2 separate regions of the Homo sapiens genome follow, and region 2 is linked to region 1. The links are chromatin loops, found by intact Hi-C in ENCODE. Cell type or tissue: B cell. All regions are shown on one strand. Links, peaks and the distances in the headings refer to the core of each region. The heading gives the core; the rest is flanking DNA.

The links. Hi-C counts contacts between places; a loop is a spot of excess contacts. Peaks named below come from ENCODE experiments on the same cell type or tissue, not always from the same donor. Only the 100,000 strongest peaks of a DNase experiment are listed, where the experiment ranks them.
Region 2: a loop joins it to region 1, with 17 times the contacts of the local background. A loop is called at or near these places in 7 of 110 quality-filtered maps.

What each region holds. Positions count from the first base shown.
Region 1 is chr2:73,691,741-73,707,852 of GRCh38, reverse strand. LOC112268418 (a long non-coding RNA gene) reads right to left here and starts at 13,988. Exons shown (of 2, transcript XR_007087079.1): 1 at 13,952-13,988; 2 at 10,344-13,136. It also overlaps the pseudogene NAT8B. RefSeq lists a silencer at 5,317-5,611. In B cell, for the core only: no CTCF peak of the experiment used is centred there; no DNase peak of the experiment used is centred there; H3K27me3 peaks cover 1,370 bases.
Region 2 is chr2:73,632,936-73,649,047 of GRCh38, reverse strand. It overlaps NAT8 (N-acetyltransferase 8 (putative)), which reads left to right and starts at 6,626. Exons shown (of 2, transcript NM_003960.4): 1 at 6,626-6,730; 2 at 7,346-8,325. The coding sequence starts at 7,420. The coding sequence ends at 8,103. It also overlaps the pseudogene ALMS1P1. In B cell, for the core only: no CTCF peak of the experiment used is centred there; no DNase peak of the experiment used is centred there; H3K27me3 peaks cover 252 bases.

The sequences.
Region 1 (16,112 bases), core at 4,731-12,730:
AACCGCCACACACAGTCATCCAGGAGTGTCAGCAATGAAAGAAAATGAGTTCCTCTTTCCAGACAGTATGGGGTCTTCCAGATAGTGTTTCTGCTACTGCTGAACTGAGGGAACTGAGTGCATGAGCCTTGGGGAAGGCCTAGGCATGGGTTCTAAACTCCTTCCCAGCTGCCTGACCCCCAGAGCCCATCCTCTGGTCGTGGAGAAATGGAATTACAAATAAAATCTTCTCCCATCCCAGCAAGCCTCTCTGCAGAGGAAGAAGAGAAAGAAAAACACTTTTATCCTTGAAAAAGGATTAACCCAGAGTGAGATGCGCATCACGGGCAATGATCCGCTAAGAAGCTGCAAAGACAGACAGAAATCTCACCGCTAATCTAGCCAGTGGGTCCAAACCATTGCACACGTTCTCAAGAGAAGCCATGCCTAGTCCTCAGGTCAGGGGGCCTGCACAGCACTTTTGGTCACACCGAGTTTACAGAGATTCAACCTCAATTCACTCGACAACCTGCGTCTGCTATTTGACTTCATACAAAGGAAAAACAACCCTTATCTTTATGATAGGAGGTAGATTTATCACACAGGGCAAAAGTTAGGTTCCTGCCCTCCCATGGAGACTGGGAGATAGGGACCTGGCTGCTCTGATGATAACGTTTCAAAGATTGGGATCCCAGGTCCTTCAGGAACACAGTCCTGGGTTGCAAAGCTGGCAAGAGGCTTATTTAGCTGTCAAAAAGCTTTGCATGCCCCTCAAAGGGGCAGAGGAAGGATTTAAAATGACAAGTTTTCCAAACAAAATGCTCTAAGAAAAGGGACAGAGGATACCTCTTCCTTTAACAAGAAGAATTAAGCCTCTTCATTGTTTTTCGTTTTTTTTTTTTTTTCCCTAACATTGTTTCTGAGAGCATTGCCCCATGACTCCTGAGATGTGCCACCAGTTCTGCCGAGCCTAACACAGGGTCTTTGGAGTGAAAAGTTCTGTTTTTCCTTATTGCTTAAAAAATTAAAATCTCAGCTTGTTAGTATTTTGTATAAATCTGCACGTTCCCTTCAAGAAAACCTTATCTCTGAGGAAGTGAGGTGAGAGGTGGTTAAGGCAGCTCCCAGGCTGCCTTGGTTTGCCCCCGCCCCTCATATAGGCTTCCCTGGTCACCCCTCACTGTCGCAAAGTAAGACCTGAATATGAAAGCTTTCACATGCAGCCCAGATCTACGCACCTTTGGGTTTGCACTTCAGGCACTGTCTGCAGTAAGTGCTCAGTTCCAGGCCAGCTTCCAGAAGCTCCAAGACTCATCCCTTTATTCAGGAATTGAAAATGAACTGGAACTGAAGACTTTTAAACTGGAAGACATTTCAGAAATGATCAAATTTAATAGTTCCCAACCTTCTGGGATCGCAGACACCTTTGAAGATCGGATGTAGAAAGTGAGCCCACAAATTTGCACACCATTGCAAGTTTAAGGAGCCGCTGTGGTGCCCACGAAGCAGCGCTTCATGTTTTAGTTGAGTAGGCTGCAGCTGAGCCCTGTCTCCCGAGGCAGAGGTCTGAGTTTTTAATGGGAACAATAGCACCCATGTCACAGCAGGCAACAGAAGCTCACTGGCTACACCAAGTCTCATTTAGAAAACTCTGGGCCTGGCGTGCTGACTCCTGCCTGTAATCCCAGCACTTTAGGAGGCCGAGGCAGGCAGATCACGAGGTCAGGAGTTCGAGACCAGCCTAACAAACATGGTGAAACCCTGTATCTACTAAAAATACAAAAATTAGCCGGGCATGGCGGCGTGTACCTGTAGTCCCAGCTACTTGGGAGGGTGAGGCAGGAGAATCACTTGACTGGCATGAATGTTAAAATAGGCATCATTAGATTATTCAGAATGGACTCTGTGACAATCAGTAACAGATTATGAACAAGACTTAAGGCCTTGCAAGGCAAGAATTAACACACACCCTAGAAACCACAGAGTCTCCTTCAGTGGGGTTTAAATTGACCCAGGATACTGTGGCTGACTTTCCTACCTGACTCTGGGACAGCATCACGTGGCAGAGGCAGACCCCTCTCTCTGAACTGAAGCATTCTTTTGTACCAACTTCACGGTCTTTAGACAAAGCTGAACTCTTTCAACCAATTGCCAATCGGAAAATCTTTGAATCCACCTGTGATCTATAATGCCCCCTGCTGCTTCACAATATCCCACCTTGTTAGGCCCAGTCAATGTACACCTTCCATGGATTAATTTATGATGTTACTCCAATTCCTGTCCCCTCAAATGTAGAAAACGACGGCCCCAGCACACGTTTTCAGGACCTCTTGAGATCCCCAGACCGTGGTCACTCATATTGGCTCAGAAGATACCTCTTTCAGATCATCTAACAGTTTGATTTTTCTGTTAACAGGCACCACCACAGGCCTTGGCACACCTTTCGCTCAGCTTGGGTTTCCCAAACCGGCTACCGGCCCCCAGCCCTCCACTCCCAACCAGCACACTCTTCATCGCACCAGCAACTCCACCTGTGCTCATGTGGGTGGGCCTCTGTTGGCTGCCGATCTGCACCCGTTTCCCACCCCTCCTGACTGCAGGGCACCCCCTCTGTGGGCAGTGCTCACTGTCACTCAGCCCCTCAGCCCCTCAGCCCTTGAGCTCCCTGGGGCTCTCCATCTCTATGGGGTGCTGGCATCCTTCGGCCAGGACTCCTTTAATATAACCTGGATTCTGCTATGAAATGTACAGTCCCCAGAAAGTGTGACTGAGTCCCCATGTAAACCTTCTCTGTCACCTGGAATGTGGGGAATAGCCCCCACCTTTCTGCTGTTGGTGAGCAAGGAAGCAGACAGCTTCAACTGGGCTGGCAAACACCCGACATCCTATGCAGTGCCAGTCTTGGCAGGAAGCTGATGCCACCCACAGAATGGCAGAAAAACCAACAGGTCAAACCCACTTTCAGGTCACCCTGTCTGTCTTCCTGGAGTTGGCAGTTTCATGGGCCATTAGATCACCTCTCTTACTTATGACAATTTTAGGTGGCTTTTCAACAAGTGCAACATAAAAGTCCTAACTGTCAAGTTCAACCCTCCTAACAAAGTTATTCCGGATGTGATGTCTCCACCATCATCCTGTTCCCAGAGCCCCATCAGGTGTGTCCTCCTGGGCGGCAGCCTCGCTTCCAACATCTGGTGCCTTCATGCCAAGTCCAGGCCCGGCACACCTCAGGTCCTCGGGAACTGTTTGTTGAATGAATAAATGAATCTTTCAGGTCTGACAAGGAAAGCCCAGGCTTTTATCAGGAAAGCTACAAAAATGCAGAAGTCACAGTAGATCCTGGGAGCAAGAGATGCCTGAATGTCAAGTGAGGTCGCTGTGTTTTGAGGAAGCCACAGCCACGGGTGAGCATGGAGGAAGAGACAGCACACAGGGACGGAGCACAAACCTCTCCCCCTCCAAGTGACCGGCAGGTTTCTGACTCTGAATATTGGTCAGACTCACACTAGAAGTACTCAGTGGTGCTTTGAAGCAGCTGCTCACCTCTTGTAATTCCTAGGCCAACTCCTGCTTGACACTGAACTGTTCTGAGAACACTCTAAAGATAAGCCATGGACTTCCTGCCCAGACTTGATGCTCCTTAGACTTTTCCTCGGAGGTGGTGTTGGGTACCAAAGATCTGGAATCTCAGCAGCCTCCACTGGCTGGCCCTGGGTTCCTGCTGCTGACTCCCAGCCTCTGGTTTCTGCTGAGGAAGGCTGCAGGGCAGCACCTTTAGGGGAAGCCTTGACTTTTCCAGATCTGGGCTCTCTCCAGTGTTTTCCTGAATGCCCCTACCAGAAGCCTGGCTGTCATCTCTGAGCCCTTCCTCATCCTCCTCCCTGTGTGAATCATTCCAACTCCTGCCATTTCTGCCCCAAGTGCACCTCCATGTGGCTCATGTCTCACATTCTTGACTTCCTCCCTCTGTTGAAGCCACTGCTGTCTCATGGGCCTCTGCTAGCCCAGGCGGCTTCTTTGTGAACACAGAGCTAGGCACAGCCTCAAGCCATGCAGTCCACTGGATGCAGAGTTTAGCAGGCAAGCAATGCCTTCGAGCAAATAAGAAAAGGTTGCCTTTTCCTTTGGCCAGTCTCAGTTTCGTGCCATGGCTCATGGCTTGGCAACGGGAGGCCCGATTTTAGCTCCTACCAGCCCCTCTGGGCCAGCTGCTCTTGTACAGTGAGCACCTGCATCCCTGCACTGGGGGCCCTGCTGTTGCCTGGATGCGGCACTAGCCTTAAGGGGTAGCTGCTTCCATTCCCACCTCCTCAGATCCATTGTCCACCTGCAGCCAGAGTGAAGCGCGCACACACACACACACACACACACACACACACACACACACACACACACACACACCCCTTCTCCCCTCTGTGCATATCAATGTCCTCCCCTTGCTCTTGGAATAGAGTCCAAACTACCTAACCTAGATGACGGGCCCAGCGTGGCTGATCAACAATGGGTTGGCTAATCTTTTAGGGAAGTTTCCCTTCAATAGCATGTAAGTTGGTGTGGAAAAGGGCTTTTTCTGTTAGGTTTTGCTTTTGCCTATCTTGTATATGTTGCATCCTTGTAATTGGGCCCCTTGAGATTTCAGCACCATACCATGTTTTAGTGACTGAAATAATGAACATTCTGATCAGACCGTTGCTGGCTTGCACATGTTAACCACTTGCTTTTGGTCCAATATTCCTTGTTCCCACAACATAATGATAAACTGCTCATGCACTGTTTCTTTGTTCAGCAGGAAGACATTCCTTCAGGGTCAGGAAAAGTTTGCAGAAGGAATGAATGCCTTGAAGGACACTGTGACCAGCTGCTGACACTGAGAAGCCTGGTTGCACAAGGTGTTATCTCAGACTGAGGAAACACAGACTTTTCCTCTCAATCCCCCTGAACTCCCCCTTCCTCACTCTCTAGCTGCATAAAAACATTCTGCTGCTGCTTCTTTGTTGAACTGAAGTTGAGAGATCTTCCTCTCCTGCCTTCTTGCTTTGGCCAAATCGAATACAACTTTCTCTATCTCCAAGCACCCATGTGTCAGTGTTTGGGATCAGCTCCACGTCGGGTACAAGAGCTTGAATTTGGGCCTCTCCAACATCTGCAGTGCAAAATATTTAACAACGGGTGTGGCACAGCCTCTGACCAACAGCCAGAACACACACAAGCCACACACAGCCATGCCTGTCAGCCGAATGTCAACCTTGCTCATGGCTGAAATGACCCCCAGACATGGGAAGTGCATCGCACACACCTGTTGACTGAATCAATGAATGGGTGGAGGTGGGGGTTGGTGAGGTGAGTGCAAAGAACTGCCAACAATCGATGCTTTGTGGACCAGGGAAACCTCAGCATGGAGAAGCCTAGCTGGGAAGGGCCTTGTTGCCAAGTGTGGGGACTCGGCTTCTGGCCAATGGTGACTGAGTGCAGGGTGAATGGCACAGTTCTCAGGCTCGTGGTATATGTGTACAGGGACCAAGGTGGATCTCAGAGAGTATCAAGTGTGCCAGGTGGCAGAAAGATGCCCAGGGCCTGAACAGGCAAGAGAGGTGGCAGGCCTTCCAGAAGGGCAAGGAACCCAGGCGGTTCCAGACCCTGAGTTTCCCCCTCCAGGCCATTCCCTTTGACTATAAAGGGGAATGCACACTGGGCTCCCTGCTGTGTTACAGCCCAGCTCTTTGACCCTAGGGTTGATGATTACCAAACATTCAGGAGCCAAGCAATGAGGCAGGCAGCCTGCTTTCCAGGGGTGAGCAAGCCCCAGACGGTATCTCCTGGATGCCAGTGAGCGGCTGACAGCTGAAGCTCCCTGGACACTCAAGGCTCTTGTGGTGACAGGTGAGGGGACTGGGTGGAAGGACAGTGCTCTGAGCATGCACCTTCCTTGGGATCTGGAGGCTGGGCTGTTTTTTATGCTTGGCACTTATGCCACCTCAGCAACCTAAAAACTTACAATAAAGCTGGAGGGAGCCTTTCCTGAAACTTGTGCTTGGTCACAGGATTTCTGCGATGTATGGTCCCTGGAGAAGCACCAAAGGGTTGGGCATGTGGCCTGCCTGAGGTAGGTACTCTCTCAATGCACCAAGAAGCTGAGAGAGCCAGAAAAAGGAAACAGAGGGAAGAGTGGTGGGTAGTTCATCTATCAGGGCTTTATAGAAGGTATTTTATTCAATCTTCGAAACAACTCTAGAAGGCAGGTTTTCTTCTCCCCTGTTCTATAGATGAAGAAGTGGAGGCTCAGAGAGGTTAAGTGACATGCCCAAGGTCACACAGCTAGAAAGGCATGGAGCCAGATTCCAATGCAGGTCTTTCTCATGCTACCTTCTCCCAGTGGCAGAGGCCTGCTTCCTCATGGGCAAACGCGGAAAGACACACCCTTAAGCAGGTCTCCCTGTTCCTGCAAGGCTGGGAGCCATGCAGGCACTCACGTGGTTTCCTCTCTCTTCCCCAGGCCTGGCGTAAAGGCGTGCAGGGAGGCCTAGCTCTGTTTCCTGGACTCAGTGACTTCAGACACAGAAGTCTGTCCATGGCTCCTTATCACATCCGCAAATACCAGGAGAGCGACCGCAAGTAGGTCGTGGGCTTGCTCTCCCGGGGGATGGCCGAACACGCCCCAGCCACCTTCCGGCGATTACTGAAGCTGCCTCGAACCCTCATACTCTTACTTGGGGGGGCCCTTGCCCTACTCCTGGTCTCTGGCTCCTGGATTCTGGCCCTCGTGTTCAGCCTCAGCCTCCTTCCTGCCCTGTGGTTCCTTGCCAAAAAACCCTGGACGCGGTATGTAGACATAGCATTGCGCACAGACATGTCTGACATCACCAAATCCTACCTGAGTGAGTGTGGCTCCTGCTTCTGGGTGGGTGAATCTGAAGAGAAGGTGGTGGGCACAGTAGGAGCTCTGCCCGTTGATGATCCCACCTTGAGGGAGAAGCGGTTGCAGCTGTTTCATCTCTCTGTGGACAATGAGCACCGTGGTCAGGGGATAGCAAAAGCCCTGGTCAGGACTGTCCTCCAGTTTGCCCGGGACTAGGGCTACAGTGAAGTTGTCCTGGACACCAGCAACATCCAGCTCTCTGCCATGGGCCTCTACCAGAGCTTGGGCTTCAAGAAGACGGGCCAGTCCTTCTTCCACGTGTGGGCCAGGCTGGTGGATCTTCATACAGTTCATTTCATCTATCACCTCCCTTCTGCTCAGGCAGGGCGTCTATGATTTCTTTCCTTCTGTATTGGTCAGAATAGAATCCATTCGGCTGTAGCAGCAAGCAATCCCCAACCTCTGACTGCAATGACCTTTCTGTGCAATAAAAGCTTATTGTCCATTAACATCTGAGTCCCATGCGATTGCCTGTGGGGTAGCTTCTGGGTTTCTGCTTCATTCAGTCTTTTTGATTCCCATCTGTTTCATTTTTCTAGTGCCAGGATAATGTTGCATAAGAACAATCATAAAATGAAATCAATATTTATTTAGCTCATGAGTCTGAAGTCAGCAATTTTGCCTGAGCTTGGCTGGGCAGTTCCTCTGGTCTCAGACTGCATTGTGCAAATGCAGTGGGATTGGCTGAAAGATTAGCTCAATGGTGCTTTTTCATTTTCCCTCAGGCTAGCTCAGGCATGGTTTCAAGGAAATTGCAGAGGAGCAAAAACAAAAGCAGAAGCAAACAAACGTGTTTTCAAACTCCTGCATGCGTCGCATCTTCCCCAAATTCAAGGAGAGAGGAACCTGCCTCTGTAATGATCATGAAGGGCTGCAAAGTCACATAGCAAAAGGGTGGAATGCAGCCTCGGGAGAAGAATTGGGGCCAGAGACACAACCAATCCACTCTAACCACAGGGTCTCTGCAGAGGGAAGAAGGTGGCCTCAGAGGGGAGTGTGGGATTTACCATGGTCTAGACCTGGAAGTAGTATAACTCTTCCAGGGGATCATAACAGAATACCTGAGACTGGGTAATTTATAAGGAAAAGAGGTGTATTTGGTTCATGGTTTTGCAGGCTGTACAAAAAGCACAGTGCAGGCATCTGCTTCTGGTGAGGGCCTCAGGAATCTTTCACTTATGGTGGAAGCTGAAGGGGGAGCAGGTGTGTCACACGGCGAGACAGCACACAAGAAAGATGCTAGGTGCTTTCAAACAACCAGCTTACATGTGAACTAACAGGGCCAGAACTCATTCATTACCATGGACAGAGCACCAACCCATTCATGAGGAATCCACCCCTATGAGCGAAACACCTCCCACTAGGCCCTACCTCTAACATTGGGGGTCATATTTCAACATGTGATTTGGAGAGAACAAACATCTAAACTATATCAGTCTGCCTCTTACCCCAAAATCTCATGTCATCTCACATTGCAAAATGCAACCATCCCTTCCTGATAGTTTCCCAATGTCTCAGCTTGTTCCAGCATCAACTCAAAAGTCCAGAATCCATAGTTTCATCTGAGCCTCAAGGCAAATGCCTTCCACCCATGAGGCTGTTATATCAAAAACAAGTTACATACTTCCAAGATACAACTGTGTTACAGGTATTGGGTAGGCATTCCCATTCCAAAAGCGAGAAATTGGCCAAAAGAAAGAGGCAACAGGCCCCACACATGTCTGAAACCCAGCAGGGCAAACACTAAATCTGAAACTTCCAAAATCATCTTCCTTAACTCCATACTGGTGAGAGGAGTGGGCTTTCAAGGCCTTGAGCAGCCCTGTCTCTATGGCTTTGCTGGGTGCAGCCCACATGGCTGCTCTCACAGGTTGGGATTGAGCCTGTGGGTCTTCCATGCTGAGGTTGCAAGCTGCTGGCGACTCTACCTTTCTGGTGTCTGGAAGGCATTGGCCCCATTCCCACAGCTCCACTAGGCAATGTCCCAGTGAGGACCCTGTATGGGGGTTCCAACCCTATGTTTTCCCATGGCTCTGCCCTAGTAGAGGTTCTCTGTGGGGTCTCCGCCCTGTGCAGGCTTCTGCCTGGGCACCCAGGCTTTTTGATACATCTTCAGAAATTTAGGTGGAAGCTCCCAAGCCTCCTTCACTCTTGCATTCTGCAAGCCTGCAGACCTAAAACCATATGGAAGGCTGGGCATGGTGGCTCACACATGTAATTCCAGCACTTTGGGAGGCTGAGGCAGGTGGATCACCTGAGGTCAGGAGTTGGAGACCAGCCTGACCAACATTGTGAAACCCCGTATCTACTGAAAATACAAAATTAGCTGGGCATGATGGCACATGCCTGCAATCCCAGATACTTGGGATACTGAGGCAGGAGAATCACTTGAACCTTTGAGGCAGAGGTTGCAGTGAGCTGAGATCGTGCTGTTGCATTCCAGCCTGGTTGACAGGACAAGACTCTGTCTCAAAAAAAAAAGACAAAAAAAAAAACATATGGAAGCTGCTAAGGCTTAGGGCTTGTACCCTCCAAAGCAGTGGTCTGCGCTTCACCTGGGGCCCTTTGAGCCAAGGCTGGAGCTGGAGAAGCTGGGATGTGGGAAGTAGCATCCTGAGGTGACATAGGGCAATGGTGTCCTGGGCCTGGTCTCTGAAACCATTCAGTCCTCCTAGGCCTGTGGGCCTGTGATAGGAGGGGCCTTCTGAAATGCCTCTGAGGCCTTTTCCCACTGTCTTGAATATTAGCACCTGGCTCCCTTTTAGACATGCTAATGTCTCCAGCAAGTAGTTGCTCAGCAGGCTGCTTGGATTCCTCCTTGTCTACCACATGGCCAGGCTGCAAGTTTTATAAATATTTACACCCGCTCTCCATTTTAATTATAAGTTCTGTTAAAAGAAATCCATTAGACAAATTAAATTTCACAGAGTAATTGAGCAAGAAAAATAAATATTTTGCAAGTTGGGCAGCCCTCAGAATTACAGCAGATACAGACAGACACCAGGGATGCTGTGTTGTCAAAGCAAATTTGTGGACAGAAAAAGGAAAGTGACATACAGAAAATGGAAGTGAGGTACAGAAACAGCCAGATTGGTTACAGCTTGGTGTTTGCCTTATCTGGGCATGATTCCAACAGTCGGCTGCCTGTGAGTGGTTGAAGTATGGCCAATGGGATTGGCTGAGACTCAGCTATTGCTAAAGAAGCATCCTCCTAAGTTAGGTTTTCAGTCTGCCTGCCTACTAGTTACATTACGGTTCACCCTTAAGAACTCAAGCATGGCAATATGAAGGCTTCCTCAGGCCGGATTTGAGTTTCATTTATCAACTCCCCTCTCTTTGTCAGACTCTCAATTTAGAGAGATTGATCAAAAGTTTAGGCATTGATGCCACTCTCCCACTATTGTAAATTGGCTCAGTATGGAATTCACAAGTCCTTTTAGTCTCAGTATGGAGTTCACAAGTCTTTATTGGTGTCACTATGAAGTTCACAAGTCACAACTTCACACTAGGTAAATGATTCTTTATGTTCTTGCTGACCTAGTTGAAGTGAGACCATTCAATTCTCAATGTATGGCTGCATACAAAACATTTATGACTTGAGAGGATGCAGCACACCAGGGAACTATTATTATGACTATCAAGAGAATAATATCAAAATACCAAGGTGCACCCCTTAACAAGAGTTCTTATGAAATAAATGAAACCAACTTAAACCAGTCAAAGTTCAGGCAACATAGGCAGTTCAACAATAGTAAAGTTTAATTGGTCATAGTTCTTGTTTGAAATGTGATAGCAATTAAGGACCATAGTTCACTGTAAAGTGGCCTGATTTAAAGACGTAGCCATTTTCATTGTTACTCTGGTAACACAGGCCATACTAACCTGGACACCTACTAGAAGACATATAAAGACTAGAAACCTTTGGGAAACCCAAGCTTGCCATCCACCATTTAGGATGCCTACAAACCAACTGTTAGTTGCTCCTGTAAACACACCATGTTTTCCTCTTGAGAGACTTCTTTATTGTATTTGGTGTCAGTGTCTAAGGAAACAGCAGTATCAGCCACCTTTACATTAAGCTTTCTGTAGTAACAAAATCAGTAGAGAGAAAATTGCAGCATTCCATTTTGTTCAATACCAAACATAGGCCCCAGCTTGAGTAAAAAGGAGATATGAAGCTGCATGATGTTCCATTAACTGTAACATCTACCTCGTTTATTTTATTTATTTATTTATTTATTTATTTATTTATTTATTTATTTTTTTGTGAGAAAGGGTCTCGCTCTGTTAACCAGGCTAGAGTGTAGTGGGGTGATCTCAGCTCACTGCAACCTCTGTCTTCTGGGTTCAAGCAATTCTCCTGCCTCAGTCTCCCAAGTAGCTGGGACTACAGGCACACGCCACCATGCCTGGCTAATTTTTTGTACTTAGGAGAGATGGGGTTTCACCATGGTGGGCAGGCTGGTCTCGAACTCTTGACCTCAGGTGATCCACCTGCCTTAGCCTCCCAAAGTGCTGGAATTACAGGCATGAGCCACTGCACCAGGCCACATCTACCTTTTGGAGAGTAGCTTCTACCTGTCTGGAACATTGGGATGTCTGATTGGCTATAAAATCCAAGACCCCAAATATGGATTAGCTTCAGATTCCATACAACTAGTATCCCACCACCACCAAGAGTGAGTCCCCAGGAACCCCACTGGAATCTTTCCTCAGTGGAAACTAGCTTATCTTTGTCTATTTCAAAGCTAGTGCTAATTTCAGTTATTGTCTATTTTGGCCTCCAATCATAAGAGCTGTTAGGAGAATTTTTAGGTGAAACTATTTGAAAGGCAGAAGTGAGCCAGACCAAACAGCAAGGTCTGAGTCAACGAGGAGGCAGAATGAAATGCGCAGATTATCCACAGACCCAGTATAGGCCCTTGGGAGTTGAAAAACAGGGCCACATAGTTGCATTTGAGCAGGGGTCAGTTAGATTTGTTCATTAATAAACCTACACAGCTCCTGAACAAAATCCACTGGGAAATTGACCTTTTTGTGCTCGCCCTGTAGTATGTTGTAAGGGTGTATAACACATTTAGTAAAAAGAGACCCTGTTGAATTTAATCTGGTGATATTATACAAGCAATTACTTGTACTCACATAGGTAATTCCCGTAACTTGAGTGCATGATGCCTGAAAGCACAATATATCTTTTGCAGGCATCACTTGGACTGGTTTTCTATATTTTGGTATTGATCAGGTTATTAATTGAAACAGTTAAGGCCAGGCATGGTGGCTCACGCCTGTAATCCCAGAACTTTGGGAGACCGAGGCTGGTGGATCACTTGAGGCAAGGAGGTTCGAGACCAGCCTGGCCAACATAGCAAAATCTAGTCTCTACTAAAAATTCAAAAATCAGCTGGATGCGGTGGTGCATGCCTAGAGTCCCAGCTACTTGGGTGGCTGAGGCAGGAGAATTGCTTGAACCTTGGAGGTGGAGGCTGTAGTGAGCCAAGATAAGGCCACTGCACTCCAACCTAGGCAACAGAGTGAGACTGCCTCAGAAAAAAAAAAAAAAAGGAAAAGTTAAAGTGTTGCTTTTAGTGAGTGCAGGAAAACAAGTAGCAATGGTGTTCAGAATATCAAGGATAGCTTTCTATCCTTCCCTTGGAATTTTGGGGTGACTCTCATTGGCAACATGGAGAGGCATTGGCATTAGCGGAATTGTTTCCTTATTTTTTTGGCAATAAAAACAAACCCAATAAGCCACAAACTCTGGTTCTGTGCTAGAGCATATGCTCAAGCTAAAGCCATCCACTGATTATCGTCCCATGGATTTTTCTGTAGGGAAAAAGAAAGAATTAGGGCAACAGGAAATGCGGAGAAAAGAAAAAATGTAAGGCTTTCATGATGATACAGAAGTCTTGATCTGTGATCTTGGGAAAGCTGTCCACAGCTAGAATGCCCGCTGCTCTGGAGAGATATTTCCTTAGACAGCTTTACCTTAAAGTCTCCAGCAGGTGTACAGTTCCAGGAGTCTGAAGAGGCCCTTCTGAGTTGTGAGGTGTGGACCCAAGTTTCAAGGCCCTGAAGCTTCACTGCAGTGTAGGTGTTGAGAAGATCTCAGCACGGTCCCTTCCAAAGAGTTGTCAAGAGCAGCCTTTCTCTGATGTCATTTCCAGAAGACACAATCTCCAGGTTCTAGACTGTGGAAGGTTTGATTATCCTCAGTTGGTGGATCTTGAAAAGCTTCCTTTATCTGGTGAAAGTACACTTTGGTATAATGGCCTTGCAGTACTTACTCATATCAGAATTTAGGAGACAGAAAGATGCATGAGGTTTCACTATTGGGGCATAGGCCTTCTAGTGACTATTTCATAAGGGATCCACTTCTGTTTTTTAGTGAGAGTGGATCTGATTGTCATTAAGTCCAATGATAGTACCTTTGGCCAAGGCAACCCAACTGATTCAGTTAACTTTGCCAATTTCAGTTTTAATATGCCATTTGTTCTTTCAACCTTTTCAGAAGACTGAGGGCGATAGGGACAATGGTAGTGCCATTGTGTCCATAACACCTTGTTTAACTGCTTTATAACCTGCCTAATAAAATGAATTCCCCTATTGCTGGGGATTTTTCCAGGGATGCTCCATAAAGAAAACACATTTTCTAATAATTTCTTAGCTACTGTCACAGCATCAGCTTTCCTACACAGGAAGGCCTCTACCCAACCAGAAAACATGGAAACTATTACAAGAACATACTGAGACCCCCATTGAAGGTGGCAACTGAATGAAGTCTATCTATAATTGTTCAAATGATCCATTAGGTGGTGAAAATACAATACACCACCTGAATCTTTTGTTTTTCCAGGACTATGGGTTTGACAAGCCAACATTGGTTATAAAATATTCTAGCAGGCTGGGTGCAGTGGATAATGCCTGTAAGCCTAGCATATTGGGAGGCCGAGGCAGGTGGATCACAAGGTCAGGATATCCAGACTATCCTAGCTAACATGGTGAAACCCCATCTCTACTAAAAATAAAAAAAAATTAGTCGGGCATGGTGGCACACACCTGTAGTCCCAGCTACTCGGGAGGCTGATGCAGGAGAATCACTTGAACCAGGGAGGTGGAGTGTGCAGTGAGTTGAGATCGCGCCCTTGCACTCCAGCCTGGGTGACAGAGTGAGACTCCGTCTCAAAATATATATACATATATATATATATATATATTCTAGCAATTTTGGAACAATCATCCCACAAGTATTTTTTCACAATTTGGACGTATTTTTCTGTTCCATGATGAGTTGTGGAGTACAGAGCTTTTGAAAATAGAAGCTTCAAAGACTCAGGAAAGACCAGACAGCCATCTAGGCCCTCTGTGAGTCTGCACTTAACATTGAATTTATATCCTTTTAGATACCAGTTTTGTTTTTCCAAATGAGGTGCATTGCACTGTTTATTAAATAGGTCATTGTAAGGTAGTTGGATTGGATTAATCTTATGAAGTTCATTCAGGTTGCATATCTGAACAGTTTCAGTACTAGCTGATTTAGCATAAATATCTGCTAAGCATTCCCTTGATATTCAGGTTCAGTTCTGCAGGTATGAGCTTCGATCACTAACAGCAAACTAGGAGTTTATCTAACTGGAGTCCATTTTTGATGGTGATCCCACTAGAAGTGAGAAACCCTTAGAGTTTCCCTATCATGCCAAAATCATGTACTACTCCTAAAGCGTATCTACTATCTGTCTAAATACTTACTGATTTGTCTTTAGCTATACGACAAGCTTGGGTGAGGGCAAAAATCTTCAAGAGTTAAGCTGACTTATAGAGCTTAGACTAATAGAGCTGACTAATAGAGGAAGGGGTCCCTTCTCTATTAACTCATTTTGGTAACAGCATATCCTAGCTGATATTTTCCTTCTGAGCTTTTGGCATAGGACCCATCAACAAAAGTATTAACTCAGGATTGTCCAAAGGACTAACTTGTAAATTAACATGAGGGGCCACTATTTCTGATGCTACACTTATGCAATTGTGGTCTTCACCATCATCAGGCAGCAGTAATACAGTGGCATGGTTAAGTAAATTGCAGTGTTTTAGAGAGAGATTAGAAGGAGACAGAGTATTTCATGTTAGTCTACTTACTAAAAAATGCTGGGTTTGGGTGGAATTTAGCATGTGGGACTTCCAAATTAAATTCATTTCCTAAAACCAGATCAGCTGAAGCTTCTTTCATCCTGGTTGCTGCTGCTACTGCTTTTAAATAGTTAGGATATACCTTAGCTACTGGGTCTAATTGCAGGCTATAATATGCAATGGGCCTATGTTTCTCCCCATGTTCCTGGGTAAGAACTCCTAAATGCCTGATTATTACTTTCATGAGCCAATTAGGTAAACAGTTTAGTGCAATTTGGAAGTCCTAAAGCTGGAGGCTGTTACAAGGTCAATTTTATTTAGCTAAAAGCCTGCTCGTAACTATCATCCCAAGATAAAGGCTCTGGTACAGCATTTTTTAGGGAGCTCATGAAATGGTGAGGCTATTAAGGAAAAATTCAGAACCCAGGAATTTTATATCCTGCAAGTCTAAAAACATATCCTGCAAGTCCAAGAAAACTATTTAATTATCTTTTGGTTGCAGGCCAAGGAAAATTTTGAATAGTTTTTAACTTTTTAGGTGAGAGGGAAATCCCTTCAAGTCATGTCCCAAATAATGGACTTTTTCCCCTTGAAAACTGAAGTTTTTCTATTGAAGCTTTCTGACCTTGATGTGTGAGTTGCTGTAAAAGGTAAACTGAGTCCATTTCAGAGCACTCTTTAGTGGGAGAGCATATAGTAAGTCATCTATGTACCGAATGAGAGTAGAATTTTAAGGAAACTATAATGTCATTAAGTCCTGATGCAAGGCCTGGGAAAAATACGAAGGGGCTTCGGTAAACCCTTGCGGCATCACAGTCTAGGGGTACTGCTGATTTTTCCAAGTGAAGGCAAATAAGCATTGACTCTCTTTACGAATTGGATTGCAAAAAGAGGCTGAGCAGAGATCTAATATTGTGAACCACTTAAGAATCAGCATGTATACTGGATAATAAAGTATTAGGATTTGGGACTATAGGAAACCTTGCTACTACAATTTTGTTAACTGCCCATAAATCTTGAATAAATCTTCAACCTCATCCATTTTTTTTTTAACCAGTAGGATTGGAGTGTTACAACGGCTGGTGCATAGAAT
Region 2 (16,112 bases), core at 4,311-12,310, 58 kb after region 1:
AACAGAAATTTATTTCTCATAGCTCTGAAGGCTGGGAATCCAAGATCAAAGTGCCAGTAGATTTATGTCTGGTGAGGACCTGTTCCTCATAAATGGCGGTTTTTGTGTATCCTCATATGGCGGAAGGGGCAAACAAGCTCCTTTGGGTCTTTCTGTAAGGGCACTGATCCCATAGGTGAAGACTTCATCCTCACGACCTAATCACCTCCCAAGATCCCACCTCTGAATACCATCACCTTGGGGATGAGGTTTCAGCATAGGAGTTTAGGGGGGACATATTCAGACCATAGCACCCAGGTACCGCAAGCAGCTTTATGAATGCAGGAACTCCCTTAGCGTTCAGCATGTTTGAGGACTATAAAGCATTACTGGTACTTGGCAGTTAGGAAACCCCTGGTGATCTTACCAAGGGTGGTTTTAGAGGGTCCGTGGAGCCAGCAGCCAGCAGTGAGGAGTGGAAATGAGGGGGCTCTATGTGGAGGTCAGACTGCTCTTCTGGGCTTACTGTGAGTGACAGCACCACTTGGAGGTAATGGAGGTGAAAGAGCTGCACTGGCCACCTTTGGAGTGGAGCCTGGGGACAGTGTGAGTGAGTCTTCCCTCCAATTAGCAGCTTCCTTCCTGTGCATGTCCGAGTGTAAGGGGTGCTTTCTATGGGGTATAGAAGAATGCTGGGTTATAGATAAGGATGGAGTGTTGGGCAGTTCCAAGATGAGCGAATAGGAACAGCTCCAGTCTACAGTTCCCAGCATAAGCGACGCAGAAGACGGGTGATTTCTGCATTTCCAACTGAGGTACCAGGTTCATCTCACTGGGACTTGTCAGACAGTGGGTGCAGGACAGTGGGTGCAGCCCACTGAGCATGAGCCGAAGCAGGGCAAGGCATCGCCTCACCCAGGAAGTGCAAGGGGTCAGGGAATTCCCTTTCCTAGCCAAGGGAAGCTGTAACAGACAGCACCTGGAAAATCAGATCACTTCCACCCCAATACTGCGCTTTTCCAATGGTCTTAGCAAACACTACACCAGGAGATTATATCCCGCGCCTGGCTTGGAGGGTCCCACGCCCACAGTGCCTCGCTTTTTGCTAGCACAGCAGTCTGAGATCGAACTGCAAGGTGGCAGCGAGGCTGGGAGAGGGGCGCCCATCATTGCTGAGGCTTGAGTAGGTAAACAAAGCAGCCAGGAAGCACGAACTGGGTGGAGCCTACCGCAGCTCAAGGAGGCCTGCCTGCCTCTGTAGACTCCACCACTGGGGGCAGGGCATAGCTGAACAAAAGGCAGCAGAAACCTCTGCAGACTTAAATGTCCCTGTCTGACAGCTTTGAAGAGAGTAGTGGTTCTCCCAGCATGGAGTTTGAGATCTGAGAATGGACAGACTGCCTCCTCAAGTGGGTCCCTGACCCCCGAGTACCCTAACTGGGAGGCATCCCCCAGGAGGGGCAGACTGACACCTCGCACGGCTGGGTACCCCTCGGAGACAAAGCTTCCAGAGGAATGATCAGGCAGCAACATTTGCTGTTCAGCAATATTCCCTGTTCTGCAGCCTCCGCTGCTGATACCCAGACAAACAGGGTCTGGAGTGGAGCTCCAGCAAACTCCAACAGACCTGCAGCTGAGGGTCCTGACTGTTAGAAGGAAAACTAACAAACAGAAAGGACCTCCACACCAAAACCCCATCTGTACATCACCATCATCAAAGACCAAATGTAGATAAAACCACAAAGATGGGGAGAAACCAGAGCAGAAAAGCTAAAAATTCTAACAATCAGAGCGCCTCTCCCGCTCCAAAGGAACACACCTCCTTGCCAGCAACGGAACAAAGCTGGACAGAGAATGACTTTGACGAGTTGAGACAAGAAGGCTTCAGACAATCAAACTTTTCGAAGCTAAAGCAGAAAGTTCAAACCCATCGCAAAGAAGCTAAAAAGTTTGAAAAAAGATTAGACGAATGGCTAACTAGAATAACCAGGGTAGAGAAGTCCTTAAATGACCTGATGGAGCTGAAAACCATGGCATGAGAACTATGTGATAAATGCACAAGCCTCAGTAGCCAATTCGATCAACTGGAAGAAAGGGTATCAGTGATTGAAGATCAAATGAATGAAATGAAGCGAGAAGAGAAGTTTAGAGAAAAAAGAGTAAAAAGAAACAAACAAAGCCTCCAAGAAATATGAGACTATGTGAAAAGACCAAATCTACATCTAATTTGTGTACCTGAAAGTGATGAGGAGAATGGAACCAAGTTGGAAAATACTCTGCAGGATATTATCCAGGAGAACTTCCCCAACCTAGCAAGGCAGGCCAACATTCAAATTCAGGAAATACAGAGAACGCCACAAAGATACTCCTCGAGAAGAGCAACTCCAAGACACATAATTGTCAGATTCACCAAAGTTGAAATGAAGGACAAAATGTTAAGGGCAGCCAGAGAGAAAGGTCGGGTTACCCACAAAGGGAAGCCCATCAGACTAACAGCTGATCTCTTGGCAGAAACTCCAATCCAGAAGAGAGTGGGGGCCAGTATTCAACATTCTTAAAGAAAAGAATTTTCAACCCAGAATTTCATATCCAGCCAAACTAAGCTTCGTAAGTGAAGGAGAAATAAAATTCTTTACAGACAAGCAAATGCTGAGAGATTTTGTCACCACCATGCCTGCCCTACAAGAGCTCCTGAAGGAAGCACTAAACCTGGAAGGGAACAACCGGTACCAGCCACTGCAAAAACATGCCAAATTGTAAAGACCGTCGATGCTAGGAAGAAACTTCATCAACTAATGAGCAAAATAACCAGCTAACATCATAATGACAGGATCAAATTCACACATAACAATATTAACCTTAAATGTAAATGGGCTGAATGCTCCAATTAAAAGACACAGACTGGCAAATTGGATAAAGAGTCAAGACCCATCAGTGTGACCATCAGGAGACCCATTACACGTGCAGAGACACACACAGGCTCAAAACAAAGGGATGGAGGAAGATCTACCAAGCAAATGGAAAACAAAAAAAGGCAGGGGTTGCAATCCTAGTCTCTGATAAAACAGACTTTAAACCAACAAAGATCAAAAGAGACAAAGAAGGCCATTACATAAAGGTAAAGGGATCAATTCAACAAGAAGAGCTCACTATCCTAAATACATATGCACCCAATACAGGAGCACCCAGATTCATAAAGCAAGTCCTTAGAGACCTACAAAGAGACTTAAACTCCCACCACAATAATAATGGGAGACTTTAACACCCCACTGTCAACTTTAGACAGATCAACGAGACAGAAAGTTAACAAGGCTATCCAGGAATTGAACTCAGCTCTGCACCAAGCAGACCTAATAGACATCTACAGAAGTCTCCACCCCAAATCAACAGAATATACATTCTTCTCAGCACCACATCGCACTTATTCCAAAATTGACCACATAGGTGGAAGTAAAGCACTCCTCAGCAAATGTAAAAGAACAGAAATTACAACAAACTGTCTCTCAGACCACATTGCAGTCAAACTAGAACTCAGGATTAAGAAACTCACTCAAAACCACTCAGCTACATGGAAACTGAACCTGCTCCTGAATGACTACTGGGTACATAATGAAATGAAGGCAGAAATAAAGATGTTCTTTGAAACCAATGAGAACAAAGACCAGAATCTCTGGGACACATTTAAAGCAGTGTGTAGAGGGAAATTTATAGCACTAAATGCCCACAAAAGAAACTCCATCATCCCAGCCCAAAAATCTCGTTAAGCTGACAAGCAAATTCAGCAAAGTCTCAGGATACAAAATCAATGTGCAAAAATCACAAGTACACCAATAAAAGACAGAGAGCCAAATCATGAGTGAACTCCCATTCACAATTGCTTCAAAGAGAATAAAATACCTAGGAATCCAACTCACAAGGGATGTGAAGGACGTCTTCAAGGAGAACTAAGTCCTAACTGTCAAGTTCACCTTCCTAACAAAGTTATTCCGGATGTGATGTCTCCACCATCGTCCTGGTCCCAGAGCCCCATCAGGTGTGTCCTCCTGGGCAGCAGCCTCGCTTCTGACATCTGGTGCCTTCATGCCAAGTCCAGGCACAGCACATAACAAGCCTTCGGCCACTGTTTGTTGAATGAATAAATGAATCTTTCAGGTCCGACAAGGAAAGCCCAGGCTTTTATCAGGAAAGCTACAAAAATGCAGAAGTCACAGTAAATCCTGGGAGCAAGAGACGCCTGAATGTCAAGTGAGGTCGCTGTGTTTTGAGGAAGCCACAGCCACGGGTGAGCATGGAGGGAGAGACAGCACACAGGGACGGAGCACAAACCTCTCCCCCTCCACGTGACCGGCAGGTTTCTGACTGAATATTGGTTAGACTCACACTAGAAGTACTCAGTGGTGCTTTGGAGCCACCGCTCACCTCTTTTGATTCCTAGGCCAACTCCTGCTTGACACTGAAATGTTGCGAGAACACTCTAAAGATGAGCCATGGACTTCCTGCCCAGACTTGATGCTCCTTAGACTTTTCCTCGGAGGTGGTGTTGGGTACCAAAGATCTGGAATCTCAGCAGCCTCCACTGGCTGGCCCTGGGTTCCTGCTGCTGACTCCCAGCTTCTGGTTTCTGCTGAAGAAGGCTGCAGGGCAGCACCTTTAGGGGAAGCCTTGACTTTTCCAGATCTGGGCTCTCTCCAGTGTTTTCCTGAATGCCCCTACCAGAAGCCTGGCTGTCGTCTCTGAGCCCTTCCTCATCCTCCTCCCTGTGTGAATCATTCCAACTCCTGCCATTTCTGCCCCAAATGCACCTCCATACGGCTCATGTCTCACCTTCTTGACTTCCTCCCTCTGGTGAAGCCACTGCTGTCTCATGGGCCTCTGCTAACCCAGGCGGCTTCTTTGTGAACCCAGAGCTAGGCACAGCCTCAAGCCATGCAGCCCACTGGATGCAGAGTTTAGCAGGCAAGCAACGCCTTTGAGCAAATAAGAAAAGGTTGCCTTTTCCTTTGGCCAGTCTCAGTTTCGTGCCATGGCTCATGGCTTGGCAACCAGAGGGAGGCCCAGTTTTAGCTCCCACCAGAGCCTCTGGGCCAGCTGCTCTTGTACAGTGAGCACCTGCATCCCTGTACTGGAGGCCCCGCTCTTGCCTGGATGTGGCATGAGCCTTGAGGGGTAGCTGCTTCCATTCCTACCTCCTCAGATCCATTGTCCACCTGCAGCCAGAGTGATGCTTGCGTGCGCACACACACACACACACACACCTCCTCCCCTCCGTGCATATCAATGTCCTCCCCTTGCTCTTGGAATAGAGTCCAAACTACCTAACCTAGATGACGGGCCCAGCGTGGCTGATCATCAATAGGTTAGCTAATCTTTGGAAGGGAAGTTTCCCTTCAATAGCATGTAAGTTGGTGTGGAAAAGGGCTTTTTCTGTTAGGTTTTGCTTTTGCCTATCTTGTATATGTTGCATCCTTGTAATTGGGCCCCTTGAGATTTCAGCACCACACCATGTTTTAGTGACTGAAATAATGAACATTCTGATCAGACCGTTGCTGGCTTGCACATGTTAACCACTTGCTTTTGGTCCAATATTCCTTGTTCCCACAACATAATGATAAACTGCTCATGTACTGTTTCTTTGTTCAGCAGGAAGACATTCCTTCAGGGTCAGGAAAAGTTTGCAGAATGAATGAATGCCTTGAAGGACACTGTGACCAGCTGCTGACACTGAGAAGCCTGGTTGCACAAGGTGTTATCTCAGACTGAGGAAACACAGACTTTTCCTCTCAATCCCCCTGAACTCCCCCTTCCTCACTCTCTAGCTGCATAAAAACATTCTGCTGCTGCTTCTTTGTTGAACTGAAGTTGAGAGATCTTGCTCTCCTGCCTTCTTGCTTTGGCCAAATCGAATACAACTTTCTCTATCTCCAAGCACCCATGTGTCAGTGTTTGGGATCAGCTCCACGTCGGGTACAAGAGCATGAATTTGGGCCTCCCCAACATCTGCAGTGCAAAATATTTAACAACGGGTGTGGCACAGCCTCTGACCAACAGCCAGAACACACACAAGCCACACACAGCCATGCCTGTCAAGCCGAATGTCAACCTTGCTCATGGCTGAAATGACCCCAGGACACAGGAAGTGCATGACACACAACTGTTGACTGAATCAATGAATGGGTGGAGATGGGGGTTGGTGAGGTGAGTGCAAGGAACTGCCAACAACAGATGCTTCGTGGACCAGGGAAACCTCAGCGAGGAGAAGCCTAGCTGGGAAGGGCCTTGTTGCCAAGCATGGGGACTCGGCTTCTGGCCAATGGTGACTGATTGCAGGGTGAATGGTACAGTTCTCAGGCTCGTCGTATATGTGTACAAGGACCAGGGTGGATCGTATATGTGGACAGGGACCGAGAGTACTAAGTGTGCCAGGTGGCAGAGAGATGCACGGGGCCTGAACAGGCAAGAGAGGTGGCAGGCCTTCCAGAAGGGCAAGGAACCCAGGCGGTTCCAGACCCTGAGTCTCCCCCTCCAGGTCGTTCCCTTTGACCACAAAGAGGAATGCACACTGGGCTCCCTGCTGTGTTACAGCCCAGCTCTTTGACCCTAGGGTTGATGATTACCAAACATTCAGGAGCCAAGCAATAAGGCAGGCAGTCTACTTTCCAGGGGTGAGCAAGCCCCAGACGGTATCTCCTGGATGCCAGTGAGCGGCTGAGAGCTGAAGCTCCCTGGACACTCAAGGCTCTTGTGGTGACAGGTGAGGGGACTGGGTGGAAGGACAGTGCTCTGAGCATGCACCTTCCTTGGGATCTGGAGGCTGGGCTGTTTTTTATGCTTGGCTCTTATGCCACTTCAGCAACCTAAAAACTTACAATAAAGCTGGAGGGAGCCTTTCCTGAAACTTGTGTTGGACAGAGAATTTTTGCGATGTATGGTCCCTGGAGAAGGACAAAAGGGTTGCACGTGTGGCCTGCCTGAGGTAGGTGCCCCCTCAATGCACGGAGAAGCTGAGAGAGCCAGAAAAAGGAAACAGAAAAAGGAAGAGCGGTGGGTAGTTCATCTACCAGGGCTTTATAGAAGGCATCTTATTCAATCTTCAAAACAACTCTAGAAGGCAGGTTTTCTTCTCCCCTGTTCTATAGTTGAAGAAATGGAGGCTCAGAGAGGTTAAGTGACATGCCTAAGGTCACACAGCTAGAAAGGGATGGAACCAGATTCCAATGCAGGTCTTTCTGACCCTACCTTCTCCCAGTGGCAGAGGCCTGCTTCCTCATGGGCAAACGCGGAAAGACACACCCTTGAGCAGGTCTCCCTGTTCCTGCAAGGCTGGGAGCCATGCAGGCACTCACATGATTTTCTCTCTCTTCCCCAGTCTGACGTAAAGGCGTGCAGGGAGGCCTAGCTCTGTCTCCTGGACTTAGAGATTTCAGACACAGAAGTCTGTCCATGGCTCCTTGTCACATCCGCAAATACCAGGAGAGCGACCGCCAGTGGGTTGTGGGCTTGCTCTCCCGGGGGATGGCCGAGCATGCCCCAGCCACCTTCCGGCAATTGCTGAAGCTGCCTCGAACCCTCATACTCTTACTTGGGGGGCCCCTCGCCCTACTCCTGGTCTCTGGATCCTGGCTTCTAGCCCTCGTGTTCAGCATCAGCCTCTTCCCTGCCCTGTGGTTCCTTGCCAAAAAACCCTGGACGGAGTATGTGGACATGACATTGTGCACAGACATGTCTGACATTACCAAATCCTACCTGAGTGAGCGTGGCTCCTGCTTCTGGGTGGCTGAGTCTGAAGAGAAGGTGGTGGGCATGGTAGGAGCTCTGCCTGTTGATGATCCCACCTTGAGGGAGAAGCGGTTGCAGCTGTTTCATCTCTTTGTGGACAGTGAGCACCGTCGTCAGGGGATAGCAAAAGCCCTGGTCAGGACTGTCCTCCAGTTTGCCCGGGACCAGGGCTACAGTGAAGTTATCCTGGACACCGGCACCATCCAGCTCTCTGCTATGGCCCTCTACCAGAGCATGGGCTTCAAGAAGACGGGCCAGTCCTTCTTCTGTGTGTGGGCCAGGCTAGTGGCTCTTCATACAGTTCATTTCATCTACCACCTCCCTTCTTCTAAGGTAGGGAGTCTGTGATCTCTTTCTGTGTGTATTGGTCAGAATAGAATCCATTCAGCTGTAGCAGCAAGCAATCCCCAACCTTTCACTGCAATGACCTTTCAATGCAATAAAAGCTTATTGTCCATTCACATCTGAGTCCCATGTGATTGCTTGTGGGGTAGCTTCTGGGTTTCTGCTTCATTCAGTCTTTTTGATTCCCATCTGTTTCATTTTTCTAGTGCCAGCATAATGTTGCATAAGAACAACCACCAAATGAAACAAATATTTATTTAGTTCATGAGTCTGAAGTCAGCAATTTTGCCTGAGCTTGGCTGGGCAGTTCCTCTGGTGTCAGACTGCATTGTACAAATGCAGTGGGATTGGCTGAAAGACTAGGTCAATGGTGCTGTTTCGTTTTCCCACAGGCTACCTCAGGCATGGTTTCAAGGAAATTGCAGAGGAGCAAAAACAAAAGCAGAAACAAACAAATGTGTTTTCAAACCCCTGCATGTGTTGCATCTTCCCCAAACTCAAGGAGAGGAACCTGTCTCTGCAGTGAGAAGGGCTGCAAAGTCACATAGCAAAAGGGTGGAATGCAGCCTCGGGAGAAGAATTGGGGCCAGAGACACAACCAATCCACTCTAACTCCAGGGTCTCTGCAGAGGGAAGAAGGTGGCCTCAGAGGGGAGTGTGGGATTTACCATGGGCTAGACCTGGAAGTAGTATAACTCTTCCAGGGGATCATAACAGAATACCTGAGACTGGGTAATTTATAAGGAAAAGAGGTGTATTTGGTTCATGGTTTTGCAGGCTGTACAAAAAGCACAGTGCAGGCATCTGCTTCTGGTGAGGGCCTCAGGAATCTTTTACTCATGTTGGAAGCTGAAGGGGGAGCAGATGTGTCACATGGCGAGACAGCACACAAGAGAGATGCTAGGTGCTTTCAAACAACCAGCTTACATGTGAACTAATAGAGCCAGAACTCATTCATTATCATGGACAAAGCACCAACCCATTCATGAGGAATCCACCCCTATGAGCGAAACACCTCCCACTATGCCCCACCTCTAACATTGGGGGTCATATTTCAACATATGATTTGGAGAGAACAAACATCTAAACTATATTGGTCTGCCCCTTACCCCCAAATCTCATGTCATCTCACATTGCAAAATGAAACCATCCCTTCCTGATAGTTCTCCAATGTCTCAGCTTGTTCCAGCATCAACTCAGAAGTCCAGAATCCATAGTTTCATCTGAGCCTCAAGGCAAATTCCTTCCACCTATGAGGCTGTTATATCAAAAACAAGTTACATACTTCCAAGATATAATTGTGTTACAGGTATTGGGTAGGCATTCCCATTCCAAAAGGGAGAAGTTGGCCAAAAGAAAGAGGCAAGAGGCCCCACACATGTCTGAAACCCAGCAGGGCAAACACTAAATCTGAAACTTCCAAAATCATCTTCCGTAACTCCATACTGGTGAGTGGAGTGGCCTTTCAAGGCCTTGAGCAGCCCTGTCTCTATGGCTTTGCTGGGTGCAGCCCACATGGCTGCTCTCACAGGTTGGGATTGAATGCCTGTGGGTCTTCCACGCTGAGGTTGCAAGCTGCTGGTGACTCTACCTTTCTGCTGTCTGGAGGGCATTGGCCCCATTCCCACAGCTCCACTAGGCAATGTCCCAGTGGGGACTCTGTATGGGGTTCCAACCCTATGTTTTCCCATGGCTCTGTCCTTGTAGAGGTTCTCTGTGGGTTTCTGCCCCTGTGGCAGGCTTCTGTCAGGGCACCCAGACTTTTTGATACATCCTCTGAAATCTAGGTGGAAGCTCCCAAGCCTCCTTCACTCTTGCGTTCTGCAAGCCTGCAGACCTAAAACCATATGGAAGGCTGGGCATGGTGGCTCACACATGTAATTCCAGTACTCTGGGAGGCTGACACACGTGGATCACCTGAGGTCAGGAGTTGCAGACCAGCCTGACCAACACTGTGAAACCCCATCTCTACTAAAAATACAAAATTAGCTGGGCATGATGGTGCATGCCTGCAATCCCAGATACTTGGGATACTGAGGCAGCAGAATCGCTTGAACCCTGGAGTCAGAGGTTGCAGTGAGTCAAGATCGCACCGTTACATTCCAGACTGGGTGACATGGCAAGATTGTCTCAAAAAAAGAAAAAAAAACAACCATATGGAAGCTCCCAAGGCTTAGGGCTTGTACCCTCCAAAGAAGTGGTCTGAGCTGCACCGGGGGCCCTTTGAGCCAAAGCTGGAGCTGGAGAAGCTAGGATGTGGGAAGTAGCATCCTGAGGTGACATACAGCAATGGTGCCCTGGGCCTGGTCTCTGAAACCATTCAGTCCTCCTAGGCCTGTGGGCCTGTGATAGGAGAGGCCTTCTGAAATGCCTCTGAGGCCTTTTCCCACTGTCTTGAATATTAGCACCTGGCTCCCTTTTAGATATGCTAATGTCTCTAGCAAATAGTTGCTCAGCAGGCTGCTTGGATTCCTCCTTGTCTATCACATGGCCAGGCTGCAAGTTTTCTAAATATTTACACCCTCTTTCCATTTTAATTATAAGTGCTGTTAAAAGAAATCCATTAGACAAATTACATTTCACAGAGTTTAACTGAGCAAGAAAAATGAATAATTTGCAAATCGGGCAGCCCTCAGAATCACAGCAGATACAGACAGACACCAGGGATGCTGTGCTGTCAAAGCAAATTTGTGGACAGAAAAAGGAAAGTGACATACAGAAAATGGAAGTGAGGTACAGAAACAGCCAGATTGTTTACAGCTTGGTGTTTACCTTATCTGAGCATGATTCGAATAGTTGGCTGCCTGTGAGTGGTTGAAATATGGCCAGTGGGATTGGCTGAGACTCAGCTATTGCTAAAGAAGCATCCTCCTAAGTTAAGTTTTCAGTCTGCCTACCTACTAACTACGTTACGGTTCGCCCTTAAGAACTCAAATATGGGAATGTGAAGGCGTCCTCAGGCCAGATTTGAGTTTCATTTATCAACTCCCCCCTTTTGGTCAGACTCTCAATTTAGAGAGATAGACCGAAACTTTAGGCATTGATGCCACCCTCTCACTATTGTAATTTGGCTCAGTATGGAATTCACAAGTCTTTTTAGTCTCAGTATGGAGTTCACAAGTCTTTTTTTTTTTTTTTTTTCTGAGTCAAAGTCTCGCTTTGTCACCAGGCTGGAGTGCAGTGGCATGATCTTGGCTTACTGTAGCTCCGCCTCCTGGGTTCACGCCATTCTCCTGCCTCAGCCTCCCAAGTAGCTGGGACTACAGGTGCCCATCACCACGCTCAGCTAATTTTTCTGTATATTTTTAGTAGAGACGGGGTTTCACCATGTTAGCCAGGATGGTCTTGATCTCCTGACCTCATGATCCGCCCGCCTTGGCCTCTAAAAGTGTGGGATTACAGGCGTGAGCAACCATGCCCAGCCAGTTCACAAGTCTTTACTGGTGTCACTATGAAGTTCACAAGTCACAGCTTCACACTAGGTGAATGATTCTCTATGTTCTTGCTGACCTAGTCAAAGTGAGACCATTCAATTCTCAATGTATGGCTGCATACAAAACATTTAAGACTTGAGAGGATGCAGCACACTAGGGAACTATTATTATGACTATCAAGAGAATAATATCAAAATACCAAGATGCACTCCTTAACAAGTGTTCTTATTAAATAAATGAAACCAACTTAAACCAGTCAAAGTTCAGGCAACATAGGCAGTTCAACAACAGTAAAGTTTAATTGGTCATAGTTCTTGTTTGAAATGTGGTAGCAATTAAGGATCATAGTTCACTGTAAAGTGGCCTGATTTAAAGATGTAGCCATTTTCATTGTTGCTCTGGTAACACAAGCCATACTAACCTGGACACCTACTAGAAGACATATAAAGACTAGAAACCTTTGGGAAACCCAAGCTTGCCATCCACCATTTAGGATGCCTACAAACCAACTGTTAGTTGCTCCTGTAAACACACCATGTTTTCCTCTTGAGAGACTTCTTTATTGTATTTGGTGTCAGTGTCTAAGGAAACAGCAGTATCAGCCACCTTTACATTAAGCTTTCTGTAGTAACAAAATCAGGAGAGAGATAACTGCAGCATTCTATTTTGTTCAACACCAAACACAGGCCCCAGCTTGAGTAAAAAGGAGATATGAAGCTGTATGATGTTCCATTAACTGTAACATCTACCTCTTGTTTTTTTTTTTTTTTTTTTTTCTTGAGACAGGGTCTTGCTCTGTCACCCAGGCTGGAGTGCAGTGGGGTGATCTCAGCTCACTGCAACCTGTGACTCCTGGGTTCAAGCAATTCTCCTGCCTCAGCCTCCCAAGTAGCTGGGACTACAGGCACGTGCCACCATGCCTGGCTAATTTTTTGTACTTAGTAGAGACAGGGTTTCACCATGGTGGGCAGGCTGGTCTCGAACTCCTGACCTCAGGCGATCCACCTGCCTTGGCCTCCCAAAGTGCTGGGATTACAGGCATGAGCCATTGCACCAGGCCACATCTACCTTTTGGAGAGTAGTGTCTACCTGTCTGAAACACTGGGATGTTTGATTGGCTATAAAATCCAAGACCCCACATATGGATTAGCTTTGGATTCCATACAACTAGTATCCCACTACCACCAAGAGTGAGCCCCCAGGAACCCCACTGGAATCTTTCCTCAGTGGAAACTAGCTTATCTTTGTCTATTTCAAAGCTAGTGCTAATTTCAGTTATTGACTATTTTGGCCTCCAATCATAAGAGCTGTTAGGAGAATTTTTAGGTGAAACTATTTGAAAGGCAGGAGTGAGCCAGACCAAATAGCAAGATCTGAGCCAACGAAGAGGCAGAATGAAATATGCAGATTATCCACAGACCCAAAATAGGTCCTTGGGAGTTGAAAAACAGGGCTACCTAGTTGCATTTGAGCAGGGTTCAGTTAGATTTGTTCATTAATAAATCTGCATAGCTGCTGAACAAAATCCATTGAGAAATTGACCTTTTTGTGCCCCTCTTATAGCATGTTGTAAGGGTATATAAAACATTTGGTAAAAAGAGACCCTGTTGAATTTAATCTGGTGACATTATACAAGCAATTACTTGTACTCACATAGGTAAATCCCAAATCTTGAGTACATGATGCCTGAAAGCACAATATATCTTTTGCAGTCATCACTTGGATTGGTTTTCTATACTTTGGTAATGATCAGGTTATTAATTGAAACAGTTAAGGCAGGGTGTGGTGGCTCACGCCTGTAATCCCAGAACTTTGGGAAACCAAGGCTGGCAGATCACTTGAGGCCAGGAGGTTCAAGACAAGCCTGGCCAGCATAGCAAAACCCTGTCTCTACAAAAAATTCAAAAATCAGCTGGATGCGGTGGTGCACGCCTGTAGTCCCAGCTACTTGGGTGGCTGAGGCAGGAGAATCCCTTGAACCTGGGAGGTGGAGGCTGCAGTGAGCCAAGATCAGGCCACTGCACTCCAACCTTGGCAACAGAGTGAGACTGTCTCAAAAAAAGAAAAAAAAAAAAAAAGGAAAAGTTAAAGTGTTCTTTTTAGTGAGTGCAGGAAAGCAAGTAGCAGTGGTGTTCAGAATATCAAGGATAGCTTTCCATCCTTCCCTTGGAATTTTGGGGTGACTCTCATTGGGAACATGGAGAGGCACTGGCATTAGTGGAATTGTTTCCTTATATTTTTTTGGCAATAAACAACAAACCCAATAATCCACAAACTCTGGTTCTGTGCTACAGCAGATGCTCAAGCTAAAGGCATCCACTGGTTATGGTCCCATGGATTTTTCTGTAGGGAAAAAGAAAGAATTAGGGCAACAGGAAATGAGGAGAAAAGAAAAAAATGTAAGGCTTTCATGATGATACAGAAGTCTTCATCTGTGATCTTGGGAAAGCTGTCCACAACTAGAATGTCATCTGCTCTGGAGATTTTTCCTTAGACAGCTTTACCTTAAAGTCTCTAGCAGATGTACAGTTCCAGGAGTCTGAAGAGGTCCTTTTGAGTTGTGAGGTGTGGACCCAAGTTTCAAGGCCCTGAAGCTTCACTGCAGTGTAGGTGTTGAGAAGAACTCGGCACAGTCCCTTCCAAAGAGTTGTCAAGAGCAGCCTTCCTCTGATGTCATTTCCAGAAGACAGAATCTCCAGGTTCTAGACTGTGGAAGGTTTGATTATCCTCAATTGGTGGATCTTGAAAAGCTTCCTTTATCTGGTGAAAGCACACTTGGTATAATGGCCTTGCAGTACTTACTTATATCAGAATTTCAGAGAGAGAAAGATGCAAGAGGTTTTACTACTGGGGCATAGGCCTTCTAGTGACTATTTCATAAGGGGTCCACTTCTGTTTTTTAGTGAGTGGATCTGACTGCCATTAAATCCAATGATAGTACCTTTGGCCAAGGCAACCCAACTGATTCAGTTAACTTTGCCAATTTCAGTTTTAATATGTCATTTGTTTTTTCAACCTTTTCAGAAGACTGAGTGTGCTAGGGATAATGGTAGTACCATTGTGTCCATAAAACCTTGTTTAACTGCTTTATAACTTGCCTAATAAAATGAATTCCCCCATTGCTGGGGATTTTTCCAGGGATGCTCCATAAAGAAAACACATTTTCTAATATTTTCTTAGCTACTGTCACAGCATCAGCTTTCCTACACAGGAAGGCCTCTAACCAACCAGAAAACATGGAAACTATTACAAGAACATACTGAGACCCACATTGAAGGTGGCAACTGAATGAAGTCCATGTATAATTGTTCAAATGGTCCATTAGGTGTTGAAAATACAATACACCACCTGAATCTTTCGTTTTTCCAGGACTATGGGTTTGACTAGCCAACATTGGTTATAAAATATTCTAGCAGGCTGGGTGCAGTGGCTCATACCTGTAATCCCAGCACTTTGGGAGGCCGAGGCAGGTGGATCATGAGGTCAGGAGATCGAGACCATCCTGGCTAACATGGTGAAACCCCATATCTACTAAAAATAAAAAAAATTAGCCAGGCGTGGTGGCATATACCTGTAGTCCCAGCTACTCGGGAGACTGAGGCAGGAGAATCACTTGAACCAGGAAGGTGGAGGGTGCAGTGAGCCACGATCGCACGACTGCACTCCACCCTGGGTGACAGAGTGAGACCCCATCTCAAAAAAAAAAAAATATTCTAGCAATTTTGGAACAGTCATCCCACAAGTATTTTTTCACAACTTGGATGAATTTTTCTGTTCCATGATGAGTTGTGGAGTTCAAAGCTTTTGACAATGGAAGCTTCAAAGACTCGGGAAAGACCAGGCAGCCATCTAGGCCCTCTGCAAGTTTGCACTTAACATTGAATTTATATCCTTTTAGATACCAGTTTTGTTTTTCCAAATGAGGTGCATTGCATTCTTTATTAAATAGGTCATTGTAAGGTAGTTGGCTTGGATTAATCTTACGAAGTTCGTTCATGTTGCATATCTGAACAGTTTCAGTACTAGCTGATTTAGCATAAATATCTGCTAAGCATTCCCTTGATATTCAGGTTCAGTTCTGCAGGTATGAGCTTCGATCAATAACAGCAATCTAGTGGTTTATCTAATTGGAGTCCTTTTTTGATGGTGATCCCACTAGAAGTGAGAAACCCTTAGAGTTTCCCTATCATGCCAAAATCATGTACTACTCCTAAAGCGTATCTACTATCTGTCTAAACACTTACCGGTTTGTCTTTAGCTATATGACAAGCTCGGGTGAGGGCAAAAATCTTCGAGGGTTAAGCTGACTTATAGAGCTTAGACTAATAGAGCTGACTAATAGAGGAAGGATTCCCTTCTCTATTAACTCATTTTGGTAACAGCATATCCTAGCTGATATTTTCCTTCTGAGCTTTTGGCATAGGACCCATCAACAAAAGTATTAGCTCAGGATTGTCCAATGGACTAACTTGTAAATCAACATGAGGGGCCACTATTTCTGATGCTACACTTATGCAATTGTGGTCTTCACCATCATCAGGCAGCAGTAATACAGGGGCATGGTTAAGTAAATTGCAG